Regions from separate parts of the Homo sapiens genome. Here regions 2 and 3 are each linked to region 1. Evidence: read pairs that join two places in POLR2A ChIA-PET (ENCODE). Cell type or tissue: PC-9. All regions are shown on one strand. Region 1 holds the start of TTC7B-AS1 (TTC7B antisense RNA 1). Region 2 overlaps TTC7B (tetratricopeptide repeat domain 7B). Region 3 has its middle 13 kb from the start of DGLUCY.

Evidence for each region. ChIA-PET counts read pairs that join two places held together with the same protein. Peaks named below come from ENCODE experiments on the same cell type or tissue, not always from the same donor. Only the 100,000 strongest peaks of a DNase experiment are listed, where the experiment ranks them.
Region 2: POLR2A ChIA-PET joins it to region 1 with 5 read pairs; 3 of 35 experiments call an interaction of 5 or more read pairs at or near these places.
Region 3: POLR2A ChIA-PET joins it to region 1 with 6 read pairs; 2 of 35 experiments call an interaction of 5 or more read pairs at or near these places.

What each region holds. Positions count from the first base shown.
Region 1 is chr14:90,641,128-90,643,627 of GRCh38, reverse strand. All of the region lies in intron 15 of TTC7B (tetratricopeptide repeat domain 7B), which reads left to right. It overlaps TTC7B-AS1 (TTC7B antisense RNA 1), which reads right to left and starts at 999. Exons shown (of 5, transcript NR_110134.1): 1 at 898-999. RefSeq lists enhancers at 546-1,150, 1,151-1,755. In PC-9, no CTCF peak of the experiment used is centred here; a DNase peak (open chromatin) is centred at 1,027.
Region 2 is chr14:90,715,009-90,717,508 of GRCh38, reverse strand. The region is part of intron 5 of TTC7B (tetratricopeptide repeat domain 7B); the gene reads left to right. Among named protein-coding and RNA genes, the nearest start is that of TTC7B-AS2, 19 kb to the right of the region's middle. In PC-9, no CTCF peak of the experiment used is centred here; a DNase peak (open chromatin) is centred at 1,328; H3K27ac peaks cover 2,062 bases.
Region 3 is chr14:91,099,527-91,102,026 of GRCh38, reverse strand. It overlaps a transcript of DGLUCY not described here. Among named protein-coding and RNA genes, the nearest start is that of DGLUCY, 13 kb to the left of the region's middle. In PC-9, no CTCF peak of the experiment used is centred here; no DNase peak of the experiment used is centred here.

The sequences.
Region 1 (2,500 bases):
CCAGCCTGGGCGACAGAGCGAGATTCCGTCTCAAAAAACAAACAAACAAACAAACAAACAAAAAACTTAGGCTGTTAGGTCATCCTAACATAAGGTCATCCTTATTTTTTTAAAATACTTTATCCACTCTTTCCCAATGTGTACCATTGGAGCACATGAGACAATTTTAGATGGACTGTGGATGAACATTTTTAATAGTTATACATTCCTTTTTTTTTTTGAGACGGAATATCACTCTGTTGCCCAGTCTGTAGTGCAGTGGCATGGTCTCGGCTCACTGCAACCTCCACTTCCCGGGTTCAAGCGATTTTCCTGTCTCAGCTTCCCTAGTAGCTGGGACTACAGGCGCCTGCCACCACACCCAGCTAATTTTTTGTATTTTTAGTAGAGACGGGGTTTCACCATGTTGGTCAGGCTGGCCTTGAACTCCTGACCTCACGATCTGCCCTCCTTGGTCTCCCAAAGTGCTGGGATTACAGGCATGAGCCACTGTGCCCAGCCTAGTTACACATTCTTAAATGTACATTAGAATGTAGTGATTTGATGAAAATTATTGCTCAGGGGGCTATTAAGAATTTTCCAAGTCAATTTAAAGAAAAATATTAAGTAAATATTAAGTAACTTCTGCCAGATATACTTGGATATGGCAGAAGTGATGTTGAACTCCAGTGGGTGAAATCTGGGAAACAGGGCTTTATAGCTTGTTTGTCCTGAGTTACTGAGGGCTTCCACTAGCTCTCGGTGATTCTCCTATTTTAGGCAATTTTGATCAAGATAGCTTCCCTCTCTGTGTCTTAGTTTTATTCTCTAGGAAATGGAAGTTCTTAAACAATCAATATTATACGTAACCTAAGAACTATCACTGTAAACTGTCATATGCTAGAATCATCTACCTACCTTCTTATCTTTCCTCTGAATCACTATAATCCATTGCCTGTTGGTTAGGCTTTGTTGAGAAGGACTTTGTCTTTTGGGCTACTGGGTTACCATTTCATCCTCAGTGGCAGTAGCTTAGTAACCAGTACACAATGGCCAGAAATAGTAAACATTCCTGCACGCTGGAAGGTTCTGATTGTCTACAGAGTTGCAGGGTCAGTAATGGGGCAGGGACTGCTTGGGGTTGGGGAGAAGGGAAAGAATGTAGAAGGTGGCCCAGGGTTGCTCTCTTCACTTTCAGAAGGAAGTGCAGCCACAAACTTTAAGTGGGTCAGCTCTGGCTTTATTTCACTGCCTCATCACCTCGCTGTGTTTTTAATCAGTGCTTTTCAGCAGCTCTCCTTGGAAAATTGGTTCACACATTTCCATTACAAACATTTCTTTGTCTTCAAGTGAAAAGGGCACTTCTTCCCATCGAGAGAATTCTTGTTATAATCCAGGAAACCTCTGACTAGAGATTTCTTTTGTAGGCTCAGCTATTTATGCAGAGTGAATTAAAGAGCTTTGCTGCAGTGTTTTACTTCTTGCAGATCTCAAACTTGCTCTTTTGTACACCAACTATATTTCTGGATTTTACCCCAAGCTGTTTATCCCATGGAACCTTAAAATGGTTAAAGCACTTTAAAAAATATTCGATCCTTTAACCATCGGTAAAGTACAACCTGATGCAATTGAATTCAGTGTCTCTCATCAATATTTATAAAGCTTCATTCCGTGTCTCACCCTCCAACACACACACACACACACACACACACACGCACACACACACAAGCTCTTTCATTAGGCATTGGACTCCAGGGTATGGTTCCTTCTTCCATAGCCTAGGGTGTCATCCAAGAGGAGGCTTATTAAACTAATAGCCATACCACATGGTAAGCAGTAAACAGTGGTGGCTAATATGGTAATGCCTCCAAGTGACAGCAGCTGACAGCCTTTTCAAGTAGTGGAAGTAAGGAACAGCAGTGGAGATATTTGAGGAATGCAAGGCTGTTATTTTAATGTTAAGCCGTAAGCTCAAAAAAGCAAAGCATATGGCAGCAGGTCTGAGAGCAGTCCGTGACTTGTTTGCTTTTTAAATATTTGTATTTCTTTGCGATGGGAAACTTCTTCCCAAGAATACTTTATTAAAAGTTGGGGCCAGATGTAATCAGTGGATCCCATGGTTTCTTCCCAACCTGGCTAAAACATTTCAACACCAACCGAAACAAGATTAAGTGGGCACTTGTTGCAACTGCCATGTAGTATTATCTGTTTGTTTGTGACAAGCTTGTCTGCAGCAGAACTGTAGACTCCCTGAAGCCTGGGAGTGGAGGACATAGCTGATGGGTAGTCAGGCCTTGATGGAGGTGAAACCTTCCCTCCGTGAGGGTCAGCTCTGTCCACCTGTTGGGCAGTTAGTAGAGGAGACAGCTGAAGGCCCTTGGAGGAGCAGCTGGTCCCTCCAGCGTTACATTCCTGTCACCATGAAATGATAAAACTTGCTGTTTAAGTACTTTGAATAAGCTTAACAGGGTCCAAAAAGTTCTAAGCTGAGAGGTACCATCTCAGCCACTTTGTCACTCCA
Region 2 (2,500 bases), 74 kb before region 1:
AATTTTTCTAAAAGTACCCACCTTTATATTTGTATGGCAATGTCTGCCATAGACCTGCCCACCAATAAAGAAATCTGTAATATGATTGTATGTTCTCATAGCAAATTCCTGCATTAAATTACAGGGTTTAGAAAAGTCACGGATTATTTCTTTTCTTTTTTTTTTTTTTTGAGATGGAGTCCCTCTCTGTTGCCCAGGCTGGGGTGCAGGGGTGCGATCTCAGCTCACTGCAAGCTCCGCCTCCCGGGTTCACGCCATTCTCCTGCCTCAGCCTCCTGAGTAGCTGGAACTACAGGCGCCCGCCACCATGCCCGGCTAATTTTTTGTATTTTTAGTAGAGACAGGGTTTCACCATGTTAGCCAGGATGGTCTCGATCACCTGACCTCGTGATCTGCCTGCCTCGGCCTCCCAAAGTGCTGGGATTACAGGCGTGAGTCACCACGCCTGGCTGGATTATTTCTTAATTGACATTTGTTTTTTCCACCTTCCTCTGTATTTTGGGTTTGAATTTTTACTTTTTATTTGTGAATGCCTTCTGGTGATGGTTCTCCAGGTCTGGTGTGGACACGCTGTATCTTTTTTTCTGCTAGCTCTTCCTCCTTCTGCCTCCCCCTGGCATAATTTGCGTCTTCTGTCTCTCTGTTCTGGCTGACTGATGGTTGTGGTAGCTGGTTCTCCTCTGAATCTCCCTGGCAAATTAGCAACAGAAGCAGTGATCCCTGCATCCTGGAAATAAGCAGTTAAAATACCAGGAAGAATCTAAAGCTATATTTTTTCTGAAGAATACCCAGAAAAACTCATTAGCCAGGCTTAGTAAAACCTGAATTACAGATCTTTTTAAAAGATGCAATTATACTGCTTTCAAGTACATTTTGAGCTAGTAAATTAAACACACATACACACACACAAAAACAAACAAAAAACTGTTGCCTACTCAATTCCATGAATGTTTATTGAGAGCCTGCTGGGTAAGCTCTGGGGATATAAGATGAACAGAAGCATTCTCTGAGCTATGGGAAAGACAAGGATGTCAATGGACAAAGATTCCTTGCTTGGCCAAACTTTAGCCACACTTCGAAATCTTCTGCTAGGCCCATCTGTACACTTCCATGTAAAATCCAGTTTTAGCAAAAGAATCTGTGAAGTCATTTTAGCCAGAATCCCCCATTCTCTAATACCTGATCATCCTCAGTGTCTGATTGGGTTCCTCAGCCACTACCATCCCCCAGTTGCTATCTGATCACCCTGGCCCGTCTTCAGCAAGAATCCTGTTAGATCGGTTTAGCCAGAATCTTTCCTACTCCTCATGTTTCCTCTTAGTGATTTTCCACCCACTGACCCCCACCCTCCTTCTTGGCTGTAAAGCTTCACCTGTTTAGGCTGTACTTGGAGTCTAGCCACTCCTTCCCTCCCACTGCAAGACCCAGTTGCAGTGGTCCCTCTGCCTATCGTGACGGACCTGAACAAAGTCCTTACTCTGCCTTAACAAGTATCATTGAATAATTTTTTCTTTAACACAACAAATAATTATATCACCCTGTGAAAGGCAGTATAATGAAGGTCTGTACTGGGGGAGAAGGAGAAAGGAGAGGAGGAAGGCGGAAGTATTGTAGTTAACTACTTGGGTGAATTCATTAGGTTTCTTAGAAGAATTAACATTTGGACTTGGTCTTTGAAGGAGGGATAAAACATACCATCTGACAGGGGTCTTGGGAGAAGTGGGTGGGGTGGTGGTCATGGTTGAGTGCTGAATCTACAAGGCCAGATACACTTTACGTGCTCGTGAGAGGCAGAGTTGTGCAGCACTGACTCTGGATCCTGCTCCTGGGTTCACATGCTTGGTCTCCTGTTGACCAGCAGTGTGACCTTGGCAAGTCCCTTCACTTTCTCTCTGTTTCAGTTTCTTCATCTGTAACTGGGGATAATAATAGGACCTGCTTCATAGGATTATTAGGCTGATTTAGAGAGTAATTTTAATGTGCTTTGAACACATTATCATTACACATAGCAAGTACTATGTAAGGGTTTGATAAATAAATAAATCAAACCCTACAGAGTAGAGGGTTTCCAGCTCCCATAGAGGGAAAGGCAAGAATTTGCAGCTAAGAAATCTGAGAAGGTGGCAGCACCAGTGGCAGCGTAGTTCTGGGTCTTCTCCTATATCCACGTAAAAAAAGACACAGCGACTAGAGAGCAGACCCAAAAGCTCAGGAACAACATTTAGAGCTAGACTAGGTGGCAGAGTATCCTCATGAGCCCCAACATACCAGCTGATGGGGACACACTACCAACAGCTTCACAGCTGGCATATTATTTGCATTTGTGTGCAACAGGGCATCGGATGGGTCTGGGAACAGGAGACCCTAAAATAGCCATCAACTATTTACTGGGAAGCTTGTCTGGCCAATTTGAGATAAGCAGCTGAAAATGAGAGGATTTTTGCCCAGCAAGGTCTAAGGGGCCAGAGCAGTCAGGCCCTTCTGATGACTTGAAACTGAC
Region 3 (2,500 bases), 460 kb before region 1:
TATTCTCTTCTGGCTCTTTTGAGATCTACACTAAGGCCAGGCATAGTGGTTCACGCCTCTAATTTCAACACTTTGGGAGGCCAAGGTGGGAGGATTGCTTGAGCCCAGGAGTTTCAGACCAGCCTGAGCAACATAGTAAGACCCCATCTCTAAAAAAATAAAAAATTAGCTGGACATGGTGGCACACATCTGTGGTTCCAGCCACTTGAGAGGCTGAAATGGGAGGATCGCTTGAAGCTGCAGTGAACTGTGATCATGCCACTGCATTCCAGCCTGGGTAACAGAGCAAGATCCTGTCCTCCCCAGAAAGACATGTACAATAGATTGATGTTAGTATAGTTACCCCATTGATCTATCAAATATCTGATGACTTACTTTGACTCAACTCAAGAATGCGTCCATAAGCCAATTTTATGATTTGTGTGGCATTTGGAACATCCCTGAAGTGTTAGGGTGTGACCAGCAGCAAAGGAGTGCACGACTTCCAACGTCCTGGTGGAAATGTCATATCATTGTAAGGGCATCAGGGATGCCTGCTTTCTGAGCATCTCCACAGTGTGGCAGCTGGCCAGGCTATCGCCAAGAGGTGGCCTAACCTCACACAGGGGCTCTCAAATGAAGTGAAAAAGACAAATAGCGCATGATTCCACTTACATAAGGTTTCTAAAAGAGTCAAATTTAGATAATCCAGTAGTAGATTGATGGTTGCTAGGGGTCGGGGAGGGGGCTAAGGGTGAAGAGTGGGCTCCTAACCAAGGAGCATGAAGTTTCAGTTAAGCAAGATGAATAAGCTATAGAATCTTCTGCCCAGCGTTGTACCTATAGCCAACAATGATGTTAACATAGTTACCCCACTGATCTATCAAATATCTTTATTGACACCCATAAAACTTTGTTAAGAGGATAGATCTCATGTTAAATGTTCTTACCACAATAAAATAATTTTTTTTTTTTTGGAGATGGAGTCTCGCTCTGTTGCCCAGGCTGGGGTGGAGCAGCATGATCTCGGCTCACTGCAACCTCTGCCTCACGAGTTCAAGAGAGTCTCCTGCTTCAGCCTCCCGAGCAGCTGGGACCATAGGTGTGCGCCACCATGCCCAGCTAATTTTTGTATTTTTAGTAGAGACAGGGTTTTACCATGTTGGCCAGGCTGGTCTTGAACTCCTGGGCTCAAGTGATCCACCTGCCTCGGCTTCCCAAAGTGCTGGGATTACAGGCGTGAGCCACTGTGCCTGGCCAAAATAAAATTTGTAAAAAAAGAATTCACTGGAGAGCTTGTTAAAACACAGATTCCTAGATACTGTGGGTAAGGTCCCAAAATTAGCATTTCTCAGCTCCCCAGGAGGCTGGTGCTGCTGGTCTGGGGACCACACCTTATTACCACAGTGGAAGAAGATGGGATGCTGTCAGGTTGGAGTTTGAATTCCAGCCTCATCCAGCTTTGCAAGCTTGAGCAAGTGATGTCAATGCTCACCTGTAAAATGGAATCAGAGTATGGTACACCTTGAGAAGTTGTTTTGGAAATCAGAGAGAAGTCACGTTAAGTCCAAGGTCCTAAGTAGGTGCCCAGTAAAAGAAAGCAGTTGCTATTTTTGTCACCATTTTAACACACCTCCACAACTCACAGCTGTTTGGATTAGGCATTCAAGACAAGCATTGACTTAGCCTCAAAAGTCGTGAGGAGGTTACTGAATTGGTAATCTCTCCACCCTCTCTTCCTCCTCTTCTGAACACCCAGGCACCAAAATAGCCCCTAACACCCACCAATGCACTGCCAGCGATGACATTTCTAAGCGGAGGAGATAACTGATCACTTTCAAATTCTGTAATATTTTAAGTACATTATCTTTGAAATCTGGGTCAGGATGAATATTGAACTTGGGCTCATCAAATGTTAAAGCTGAAAGGAAACTTCGAAACCATCTAATTTTCTTTTCTTTTCTTCTTCTTCTTTTTTTTTTTTTTTTTTTTGAGACAGAGTTTCACTCTTGTTGCCCAGGCTGGAGTGTAATGGCGTGATCTTGGCTCACCGCAACCTATTGCCTCCCGGGTTCAAGCAATTCTCCCGCCTCAGCTTTCTGAGTAGCTGGGATTACAGGCATGTGCCACCATGCCCGGCTAATTTTGTAGAAACCATCTAATTTTCTAGTTAAAGGTGAGGATGTCGAAGGTGAGGAAACTGAGACCTAGGGAGGGGTAGCAACTTGCCCAAGGTGGCACAGCAAGTCCAAGGGCAAGGGCAGAACTGGAAACCATGTGTGCTGCCTGCTGGCCCTGGCTCAGACTTTCACAGCCTGATTCTCAGCCCAACTGACCCAAAATGCTATGCTTTCCTAAATAAAACTGCAGATCCCCTGGGTTGGTGGGGATACCCAGAACTGAGTGGGAATAATTCTCATTCTATGGTGATATTCACCTAAGGGAACAGATCAGAATCTCTAAGAAAAAAAGGGAGATTTTTATGCTTATCAGCGAAGGGCATTTTTTTTTTTTTTTTTGA